Regions from separate parts of the Homo sapiens genome. Here region 1 is linked to region 2. Evidence: chromatin contacts called from ENCODE Hi-C or POLR2A ChIA-PET data. All regions are on one chromosome and are shown on one strand. The core of a region is the stretch at or near the end of the contact, and the rest is flanking DNA. Distances in the headings are between cores, read along the strand shown. Region 1 overlaps PADI2 (peptidyl arginine deiminase 2). Region 2 overlaps SPATA21 (spermatogenesis associated 21).

The links. A loop is a pair of places that touch in the nucleus more often than their neighbours do. ChIA-PET counts read pairs that join two places held with the same protein, here RNA polymerase II (POLR2A).
Region 1: a loop to region 2 is called in a map of HepG2, with 11 times the contacts of the local background. The contact joins two enhancer-like sites. A Hi-C loop is called at or near these places in 1 of 168 maps with a recorded cell type or tissue (HepG2). POLR2A ChIA-PET finds 5 or more read pairs at or near these places in 1 of 52 experiments (activated CD4-positive, alpha-beta T cell).

The regions. Positions count from the first base shown.
Region 1 is chr1:17,087,475-17,092,787 of GRCh38, forward strand. It overlaps PADI2 (peptidyl arginine deiminase 2), which reads right to left. Exons shown (of 16, transcript NM_007365.3): 6 at 4,934-5,059. Among named protein-coding and RNA genes, the nearest start is that of PADI2, 29 kb to the right of the region's middle. Within about 2 kb of position 2,162, at least 2 of the 41 ENCODE cell types and tissues checked have a DNase peak (open chromatin) inside an H3K27ac peak, as active enhancers do.
Region 2 is chr1:16,418,928-16,424,675 of GRCh38, forward strand. It overlaps SPATA21 (spermatogenesis associated 21), which reads right to left. Exons shown (of 13, transcript NM_198546.1): 4 at 2,984-3,044; 5 at 2,582-2,630. Among named protein-coding and RNA genes, the nearest start is that of SPATA21, 16 kb to the right of the region's middle. Within about 2 kb of position 1,949, at least 5 of the 41 ENCODE cell types and tissues checked have a DNase peak (open chromatin) inside an H3K27ac peak, as active enhancers do.

The sequences.
Region 1 (5,313 bases), core at 912-3,411, 670 kb after region 2:
TTTATGTTTGTTTGTTTGTTTATTTATTTATTTATTTATTTTTTGAGACAGATTCTTGCTCTGTAACCTAGGCTGGAGTGCAGTGGCATGATCCTGGCTCACTGCAACCTCTGCCTCCTGGGTTCAAGCGATTCTCCTGCCTCAGCCTCCCAAGTAGCTGGGATTACAGGCGCCCACCACCACATATGGTTAATTTTTGTATTTTTTAGCAGAGACAGGGTTTCATCGCCATCTTGGTCAGGCTGGTCTCGAACTCCTTGCCTTTAGTGATTTGCCTGCCTTCAGACCCCCAAAGTGCTGGGATTACAGGTGTGAGCCACCACACCCGGCCTCATCACAGCCTTTTTAAATGTGGGTGACCTGTGCGAGGGTAGAGACAGGCCCAGTGGGGCCCAGGGCCTGCCCGGCACATGGTCATGTTTAACAAATGTCTACTGAACGAACCAATGACTCCCACAACATTCCCTGTGGGAGAGACCAAGGGGGAATTTTCAGGCAGATTGAGAGCACATGAATCAGGCAAGGACCTTCGGGGAGACAGAGGTGGTCCAAATGCAGCCTCTGTAACAGCAGTGCTCAGCTGATGATAAGATGGAGCAGATGTGGGAAGCGTCATAACGGCGGCTATGGGTGAGATCCAGTCTGGTTACTTGGGGTAGGGTGGGGAGGGCAGAAGAGGCACGGTGGGAAGCATTTGAGCAGAGGAAGGCAGCCTTTGAGATGCCCTTGCGGGTTGGCAGAAATGGGTGTGTTGGGGAGAGGAGATACTTGCATTGGTAAAGGCATGGAGGTAGGACCCTATGCAGTTCCAGAAGGAATTTCTTTATGCCCTGTAGAGCTGGAAGGGCAGAATCAGCCTCAGCTTAGTGCTTTCAACGACAATGATAATGGTTAATGACCAGATGCTCAAGGGTTAGAACACATAAGCCGAATAGCCTGGCACAAACTAGGTGCTTGATTAAAACGTGAGAAATAAGTGGATGAACCGCGAAGCCAGGGCTTGGGATGGCTCCTCCTGTGGGACAATGTGCCGAAATAGACCCTGGTTATAAATCTCACTAAGGGTGCTTCCCTTAGTGGTTATGACTTCCAATGTCAGAGGGACCTTGGTTTAAATACTTCTCTGGCTTTACAAGCTATAAAACCTCAGGGAGCCGGGTGCAGTAGCTCACGCCTGTAATCCCAGCACTTTGGGATGCTGAGGCGGGCGAATCACGAGGTCAGGAGTTTGAGACAAGACTGGCCAACACAGTGAAACCCCGTCTCTACTAAAAATACAAAAATTAGCCGGACATGGTGGTGCGTGCCTGTAATCCTAGCTACTCGGGAGGCTGAGGCAGGAATATCACTTGAACCCAGGAGGCAGAGATTGTGGTGAGCCAAGATTGCACCACTGCACTCCAGCCTGGGCGACAGAGCGAGACTCCATCTCAAAAAAAAAAAAAAAAAAAAAAAAACCAAGCCTCAGAGAATTCACTTAACCTCCCTGAGCCTCAGTTTACTCATCTGTTAAGTGGGAGATAATGATACCCACGCCACAGGTTCAATGTAAATGACACAGGCTCAGTAACTTCAGTAACCTCAGTAACCATGGGTAACCATCAGTAACACTGCTTGGACCTGTATTACGAGGATGTGAAGGAGTTTTCATTGAATAGTTTCCAAACAGAAGGCAGGGAAACCACGTCCCACCTCATCCTCCCTTGGGAGGGAGGAGTCCAAGAAATGAGGTGGAAAAATTCAGATACTGAAAGTCCCAAAGAATAGAAAGTGAGGTCCTGCTCACCCAGAAACAATAGTGTGCACCCTGCAGCCCTGTCAGTCAGTAGTTTCAGATAGACTGGCATCATGAAAACATTTTCCTCCAGGCACTCGGGCCCTCCCATGCCCACAGGCCCCAGGCTGCACTTGAACTGATGCTCAGGGGACAGTCAGGCTTAGAAGCCAACTTGTCCTGGCAGAAGCCACACAGCCAAAGCTTTCCCAGGGCTCAGAGCACCTGGGGGGCTCCACCAAGGTCTGGGGTAGGAACAGGGATCTGGCCAGGGGTGGTGGGGCAGGTGGAGGACACGTTCTAGTCCGTCTGCCGGCAGCTTTCTCCCTCCCGATGTGGCCCGTGGCCTGTGATTCACAATGCACCTCTATTCTGGGCTGCTTTCTGACAGTTGGGGCCAGCTCCGGGCGGACTGATTTCTTGGTGGGAACAATTCAGCCATTGTCCCCAGGAGCCTCCTTACCCCGTCCTCCATCCCTGGCTCGGTGCAAACCCCACACTGAGCGTGGCCAGCTTTCTCTGCAGGAACCAACAATGCCGCTCTATTGAGTGGTCCTCGTGCCTTGGGCTGGGCCCACTGACCACCGTGACCTCTCTGCCCCAGGCATTGGCTGGCACGTGGTTTGCCTTAACCTTTCTAGCTACTTTGGAATGATTCCACTTCCCAGCGAGACTCCTTGATAGTGTGACCAGCTGATTTGGTTTCCCTAGGACTGAGGGGTTTCCTGGCATGAGGAGCCCTCAGTGCTAAAATAAGGAAAGTCCTGGGCAAACTGGATTACCATTTCCTTGTATAAAGAGGTAAGGCCCCAGTGCTTGGTGTTTTGGGCAGAATTTGAGGCTAAGGCCGTTACCAGGTCTTCCTAGGAGCACTGAAGCCTTCTGTCCACTCCAATCATTGTAACTAACAGTCATCATCATAATCTCAACAAAAGCCATAATTGCCATTTATGGAGAGCTTTCCAAAGGCCAGCTACTGCACTCAGTGCCTGACACACCTTCCTCATTAGATCCCCACCACGATCCGGGACACCCGGGACAGTCGGAACTCTTACTACTCCCATGCCACGTCAGAGATGAGCACCCCAAGGCTGGGGCTGGTGAGAAGACTTGCCTGGACCCAGAATTGTAGCTCCCTGACTCCAGCACTCCCTATAGGGGTCCTTCAGTCTCCAACCCAGCCCCCTGGCCTTGGGGAGAGCTGGTCTGACCCTACCAGGACACCTGACATTCGCTCATCCACAGGGGTGCCTGGAATTTGACATAACTCCAAAGTGTTTGCCTGGAAGAAAAAGAGACTGTGCTCCTGGTCAATTATCTGTCGTCCTTTGCTTGTGTGTGTGTGTGTGTGTGTGTGTGTGTGTGTGTGTCTAAGAGTTTTCACCCAGTGACCCAGTGTCAGCATTATTGGGAAACTGTCTCTTCTGGGTCCCCACTGTCTCAGTCGTGGCTGCTCCCCACAGGATGGGCAGCCCAAATAAGAGGCTCCAAGGGACGTTCTCAAAGCCCTTGTGGTAGTAGTTCCTCTTTTTTCTTGTCTGCTCAGGACCCATCTCAGATGGCAAGTGATGAGGAGGGATGAGATTATGGAACCAGACCAGTCCACTCCCTTTAGCAAAAAGAAGAAACTTCTAGATAATGTCCAGACATCATTATTTGCAACAGGTCTCGTGTCACGACACCAAGGTCAAGAGGCCGAGGTTGAGGTCCTGCTTGCATCCCTCCTGCTCCCACTGGTGATCCCATCCTCCATGACAACCCTGGCCTGGATGGTGTCAACATCAACATCTCCGGCCCCCTGCGGCAGCGGAGCCAGCCTGACTCTGGGCACATTCCAACCTGTGTGAGGTCACTGCTTGGAGCCCAGGGTGGATCAGAAGGAAGACTGGTATTGGGTGGCTGCTGGCCACTGCCATCCTGGCTAAATATCTCCCTGATGTGAGGGTCCAGGGTCCCTACTCACCTCATGGTGAATGCCCTGGATCTAGTAGGCCTGTCTAGAGGTGGGTTCGGGGCTGGGCCAGAGATCCTGGCCCCCCTAGGCAGCTGGGCATGCAGAAGCCTCCTCCCGCCACCCCACGACCCGCCTTGTACCATGGCAAATTGCAATGCCGACTATTTTGCTGAGGGAGTTTTTAAAACACATACATCATTATTATGACAGTCCCTTGCATAAAACCCTCTAATGGCATTCCATTGCACTCAGAAGAAAATCCAAACCCAGTCTGCATGCTCTGGCCCCTGGCCGAGCTGACTGACCTTGACTCCCAGCCCTGCTCTGGGCTTCCATCTGCTCTTCCCACACTCTAAACTGGTCTCCTCCTCCAGGCTTTGCAGATGCTGTTGCCTCTGCTTAGAACACTCTTCCCTCAGCTCACGAGTGGCTGGTTCCTTCTTATTGTTCATCTGAGTCTCAGCTCAGATGTCACCTCCTCAGAGAGGCCTTTTCAGAGGCACCCATCTAGTGGTGCCTCTGCCCTGCCATTCTCCTCACTTATTCTATTTCATTTCCTCCAATTGTGGTACTGATTATGTCTCTCTTGCTAGACTGGCGGCTCCTTGAGGGCAGGGTGTGATTGTTGTGTTTACTGCAGAGATCTCAAAGCTGAGAACAGGGCCTGGCACCAAAGGGCTCAACACATATCCACAGACAGGGTGAGGCAGAGCCGGCAGCTACGAGGACTAGCTCCAGGGCAGGAGCCCGTGCCCTACACAGTGGGGGCCCAGGACATCTGTTGCCATCGAGAGGAGCAAGGGGTCAACTCTTCAAGGGTGCCCACTGCATCTTTAGGGGGTCTTTGAAAGTCAGAGATGGCAGAAAATACCTGGAGGTGGTGCCTGCCCTGCCTCAGGTATCCTGAAGGTGACATGACTCCAGAAAAGAAGTGCCCAAATGCCCTTCCTCCCCTGATTCGTAGGGAGGAAGGGCCTCTGGGTTCTACATAGACCCATGTCACTCCAGACTCCTTTGAGAGGAGGAGCGATGTGTCCCCATGGAGTCTTTCAACTTCACGGGACAACAGCATTGCCATGTTACAATCACTCAGAGACCAATCCAGGTCTTCCCCAGGCACCTGCACCTGTGAAGGCCACAACTGCTAAGGGGAGGAGGGTAGGTGGCTAGAAAGGTCTAGGCTGGACTGGGCTGGGATCACTCACTCTCCACGTAGAACACGCCCACTTTGTCTGAGTCTGACATGGAAATGTACAGAACTATCTCGTATCCGGCGGGGAGGCGGTCGGGGCCTTTGGTCCGCAGGATCATCTGGGACATGTCCTTGAGATCTGAGGGACAGAAGGTGAGAATGAAGAGATCTATCTGTTGCTGGAGCCTCAGCTTCCCAATGCCTTTTACTTTGATAATCAGGAAAAAATCCCCATGGATGTGTATTATGGAAACTATAGAAAAGCATAAAGAGGCTGGGTGCTGTGGCTCACACCTGTAATCCCAGTGCTTTGGGAGGTTGAGGTGGGTGGATCACTTAAGGCCAGGAGACAAACACCAGCCTGAGCAACATAGCAAGACCCCATCTTTACAA
Region 2 (5,748 bases), core at 699-3,198:
GTTGAGTACCTACCACGTGCTGGGCATTGTTTGAGGCACAAAGCATAGAGGAGTAAGTCAACTAGCAAGGCTGCCCTCAGGGAGCTTGCGTTCTAGATAATGAATAGGTTGACAACTTAAAGATAATGTCGGAGGGAGAAAGTACTACAAAGACAATAAAACAGGACAATGTGATAGGCTGAGTGTGGCTGACAGGCTCCTTGAGATGGCTGGCCAGGGAAGGCCTTGTGGAAAAACTGATGTCGAAATTGAAAGTGAATGACTCAAGAGAGCCGTAAGACTGTCTATGAAGAGGAGTTCAGGCACAGGAACATTCAAAGGCCCTGGGGTGAGACTAGGCTTAGCATATCCAAGGGCTGGAGGTTAGACCAGAGTGGCTAGACATAGGGCTTTATGGCTCTTGGTGAAGATTTTGGATCTTATTCTAAGAAGATGAGGCTTGGACTAGGGTAATGAAAGAGGGAGTGGAAGGAAGGGACGGATTCAGGATTTATTTTGTAGGTAGCACTAAACAGGGCTTGTTGACACGTGAAAGGATTATAGAGGGAAAAGGAGGAATCAGAGGTGATTTTGAGCTGGGTTGCATGAGCCCCTTGGGTGAGAAAGGCAGTGTCATTTGCTGGGCTGAAGAAGACTGCTGTGGTCATGTTTGAGAAGTGAATTAGCCAGCCAGAGGGAATTCAAGTAGGCCATTGGATATATGAACATGGAATTTAAAGGCAAGGTCTATGGCTGGGCATGGTGGCTCACGCCTGTGATCCCAGCAGTTTGGGAGGCTGAGGCGGGCGGATCACCGGAGGTAAGGAGTTCGAGAGCAGCCTGACCAATATGGTGAAACCCCATCTTTACTAAAAATACAAAAATTAACCGGGTGAGGTGGTGCTTGCCTGTAATCCCACCTACTCGGGAGGCTGAGGCAAGAGAATTGCTTGAACCTCAGAGACAGAGGTTGCAGTGAGCTGAGATTGCGCCACTGCACTTCAGCCTGGGCAACAGAGACTCTGTCAATTCAAAAAAAGAAAAAGGCAAAGTCTCGCCTGAAGATATGGATTTGGGAATCATCAGAGGGACTGAATGAGATCATCCAGGGAGAGAATGGAGATGGGAGACCAGAGGGTGGAGCCCCGAGGGTGGAGAAGATGAGGAGGAACTAGGGAGGGAGACTGGGAAGGAGTTGCTAGTGACATGGGAGGAGAACCAAGGTAGGGCTGTCATGGAGCCTGGAGAAGGCAGCATTGAGGAGAGAGGGAGCCACTGTGTCTTCTGCTGTTGCGAGGTGGGCTCTGTAAGGACAGAGCTCTTCCATTTGATAAGCCAGATGGAGATTATGGAGACCCCGATAAAAGCTCTCATATGGGGATGTGTTGAGAAAAGACAAGCGGAGGAGGTGAGGGGGACAATTATTGAGGGATGGGGCTGCAAAGGGGAGCAAGGAAAGACGGCTTTTGACGCCAGGTATGTTTGTACACGCCTGTAGTCCCAGCTACTCAGGAGGCTGAGACTAGCTTGAACCCGGGAGGTGGAGGTTGCAGTGAGCCGTGATCACACCACTGCACTCCAGCCTGGGCAACAGAGACTCTGTCTCAAAAAAAAGGAAAGAAAGAAAGAAAGGCAGCTTTTGATATTGTGGAGGCTGAGCCATGTTTGTATGCTGATGGAATCGTCCTGTAGTAACGCAGAGAGGGATCATGTGGTGGGGGGAGGGGACGAGAGCTAATGAATAAATGGGGAGACAGCCATGGGAGCAGGGGCCCATCTTCACAGCTCCCATTGCAGCCAAATCAAGGCAGGGAGGGTGGTGGGTTTGGGGATGCTTCTTCTCATCTGATGCTTCTGTTTGTCAGTGACACATGAGTGAGATGAGGGGCGTGGGGGATGCTGTTGTGAAATGATGACCTGGAGCGGAGGGAGGGCGGTGTGGCCAAGGAAAAGTGAGACTTGCAGGCAGCATCTGACATGAGTGGTTAATGCTTGAAAGTGAAACCCATCAATAAGACAGGATGTTCTCCAACCGCATTAAGCTGCTCAACATGGGTACAAGGCTGAGTGAGTTTAGCCAGGGTGGGGTTTTGCCAATGAACAGAACAGGATGAGACAGGGCAGATGCTGGCAGGGCATGCATGCTAGTGACTGTGTATTTGCAGGTTGCCTGGTCAGGTCAAAGAACTAGGAAGTGGCAGAGCTTGGGGAGGGAAGGATGGCTGGGAGGGGTCGGGGAAGCCTCCCAGGTGTTCAGGGATGCTTTGGATTGTGTGGCTGTGGCCGAGGGCAAATGGGTGGAAGAAATCCATGCTGATGTGGAACAAGCCACCACCTGGGATGAACCCAAGGGCTCCAGAGTGTAAGAGCATTCTTGATGCCCACCCAGAATACACACACATGCATACACACAGGCACAGGCACACACACACACGTGTGCACATCCATGTGCACTTTAACACACAGCCACACACACCTTCCTTGGTTTGACTCCAAATAGGGGTTTGACGTGCCACATCCGCTTCTGCCCTCTTCCTCCTCCTGATCCCCCCTGCCTTTCTCCTACACAGCTCGTCCCCGTTCCCCCTATGGCCCTACTTACTGGTGGAGGAAGAGGCCCCGGTGCTGGGTGGGTCTCCACAGCCTCACCCCTGAATAGAAGAGAAACCCCCAGGTGGGGGAAGCGCTCAGCTGAAGGTTTGCCCCCCTGCCCTCCCCTCTCAGCCCCCAGGACACTCAGTTCCACCCCAGCCTCATCCCCTTGGCCTTCTCATCTCAGGGGGCTCCTTATGTCCCCACATCCTCATATATACAGGCTCACGGAACCAAGAATTCTGGTATTCCAGCCATTACACAGATGGGGAAATTGAGACCCAGCGGAGCATGACTTGCCCAAGGTCCTCTACCAGGTCAGGAGCAGTCTGGACTAGAATTCACCCCACCTGAAACTCAGCAGAAGAGCATCCTTGTTGGGGGCAGGGGATGGCACTGGATGATGACTTACCCTCCTTTTGCTTTTTTAGGTCCAGGCGTGGATGGCAGGAAGGGGTTGACTGTCTTTTCCTCTGGAGCCACGACGGACATTGGGGGCATTGCTTCCTGAGAGCTGTCCCCATGTCCCCCTGGGCTGGGCTCTGGCGGAGCCTCCTGTGGCCTGATGTGTGGGACACCTGCCTCCTTGGGGTGCTTGCCTCCCAGTGGCTGGCCATGGCTGGCCAAGCGGCAGCAAGGCTCTGCTGGCTGCACCATGTCTGCCTGGTGACTGGGGGTGGATTGATATCCGGAGCCCTGTCAAGGACAAGGACACCACGGCTGGGGAGCTCCATCCTCGTTCCCAGGTGAACCTCAATGCTCCAGGCGAACTGGAGACCAGTTATTACACACTTACTAGGGTCCCAGCACTTCAGGCATCATCTTACTTAATTCTCCTAGTGCCCCTAGAAGGTAGCACAGGTACTCCCACATTTTGAAGGGTGAGGAAATTGAAGCCCAGAGAAGGCGTGGCCTACCCAAAGAACCACACTTCCCTATGGGAGTGGAATGAGAGCCTGGAAAATTGAGAAGATCCCCTTTAAATAGGGTTTTCCTTTGTGTGTGTGTGTATTTTTTTTTTTTTTTGAGACAAGTCTCACTCTGTCACCCAGGCTGGAGTGCAGTGGCAAGAACACAGCTCATTGTAGCCTTGACCTCCTGAGCTCAAGGGATCCCCCTGCTTCAGCCTCCCAAGTAGCTGGGACTACAAATACCTGTCACCACGCCTGGCTGATATTTTTTAATTTTTGGTAGAGATGAGGTCTCACTATGTTGCTCAGGCTGGTCTTGAACTCCTGGGCTCAAGCATTCCTCCTGCCTCAGCCTCCCAAAGTGCTGGGATTACAGGCATCAGTCACCATGCTCAGCCTTAATGGGATTTTCCAAGGGATACTTCAAAGAACAAGAATCCTTCATGAGCCTCCTTAAAAAGAGGAGGTTTTGGCCAGGTGTGGTGGTTCACACCTGCAATCCCAGAATTTTGGGAGGCTGAGGGGCAGGTGGATCACTTGAAGTCAGGAATTCATGACCAGCCTGGCCAACATGGAGAAATTCTGTCTCTACACAAAATTAGCTACGCATGGTGGCTCATGTCTGTAATCCCAGCTATTTGGGAGGTTGAGGGACGAGAATCACTTGAACCCAGGAGGTGGAGGTTGCAGTAAGCCATGATCACACCACTGCACTCCAGCCTGGGCGACAGAGTGAGACTCTGTCTCTTGAAAAAAAATAATAAAGGCCTAAGTGGGTGGATCACACGAGATTAGGAGTTCAGGACCAGCCTGGCCAACATGGTGAAACCCTGTCTCTACTAAAAACACAAAAATTAGCTGGGCGTGGTGGTACGTGCCTGTAATCCCAGCCACTCAGGAGGCTGAGGTGGGAGGATCACTTGAACCCAGGAGGTGGAGGTTGCAGTGACCCAAGATCACACCCCTGCACTCCAGCCTGGGCAACAGGGTGAGACTCCATGTCAAAAAAAAAAAAAAAAAAAAAGTGGTATATTATGGTATATCCATAGAATGGAAATATTACTGAGCAACCAAAAGAACAACATGTTGATACACACAATACATGAATTTCTTTCTCTTTCTCTCTCTCCTTTTTTTTTTTTTTTTTTTTTGGAGACAGAGTCTCACTCTGTTCTCCAGGCTGGAGTGCACTGGCATGATCTCAGCTCACTGCAACCTCCGCCTCCCAGGTTCAAGTGATTCTCCTGCCTCAGCCTCCCGAGTAGCTGGGACTACAGGCACCTGCCACCATGCCCAGCTAATGTTTATATTTTTAGTAGAGACGGGGTTTCACCAGGTTGGCCAAGCTGGTCTTGAACTCCTGACCTCAGGTGATTCACCCGCCTCAGCCTCCCAGAGTGCTGGGATTACAGGCTGAGCCACCGCACCCGACCTAGATGAATCTCAAATAGTCATGTGGAGTGAACGAAGCCAGACAGAAAGAATGTACACTGTACAATTTCATTTGTGTAAAATTCCACGAAATACAAACAAATCTATAGTGATAGTTGGTAGTCGCCTGGGGATAGACTAGTGGGAGGGGGGATGAGAAAGGGCATGAGGAAATGGTTGGGGTGATGGCTATGTTTGCTTTCTTGATTGTGGGGATGGTTTTGTGGGTGTGTACATATGTCAAAATATTAAATTGTACACTTAAAGTATGTGCAAGTGAATGCCAATTATACCTTACTGAAGCTGTTAAAAATAAATCTTACCAGGCTGGGTGCGGTGGCTCACACCTGTAATCCCAGCACTTTGGGAGGCTGAGGCAGGAGAATGGCATGAACCTGGGAGGCAGAGCTTGCAGTGAGCCGAGATTGCGCCACTGCACTCCAGCCTGGGCGACAGAGCAAGACTGTCTCAAAAAAAAAAAAAATCTTACAGATAAATAAAAAAAGATCTTGTGGTCAAATAAGTTTGGGAAAGGCAATATACTCTAACCATATCTTTTTAAAATTTTTTATTTATTTTTTTATTTTTATTTTTTTTGAGACAGGGTTTCACTCTGTCACCCAGGCTGGAGCACAGTGGTGTGATCTTGGCTCACTGCAGCCTGGACCCCAGGCTCAGGGGATCCTCCCATCTCAGTATCTGGAGTAGCTGGGGCCACAGACATGTGCCACCACATCCAGCTAACTTTGGTATTTTTTGTAGGAACGGGGTTTCACCATGTTGCCCTGATCTCAAACTCCTGGGCTCAAGCAATCCTCCCACCTCAGCCTCCCAA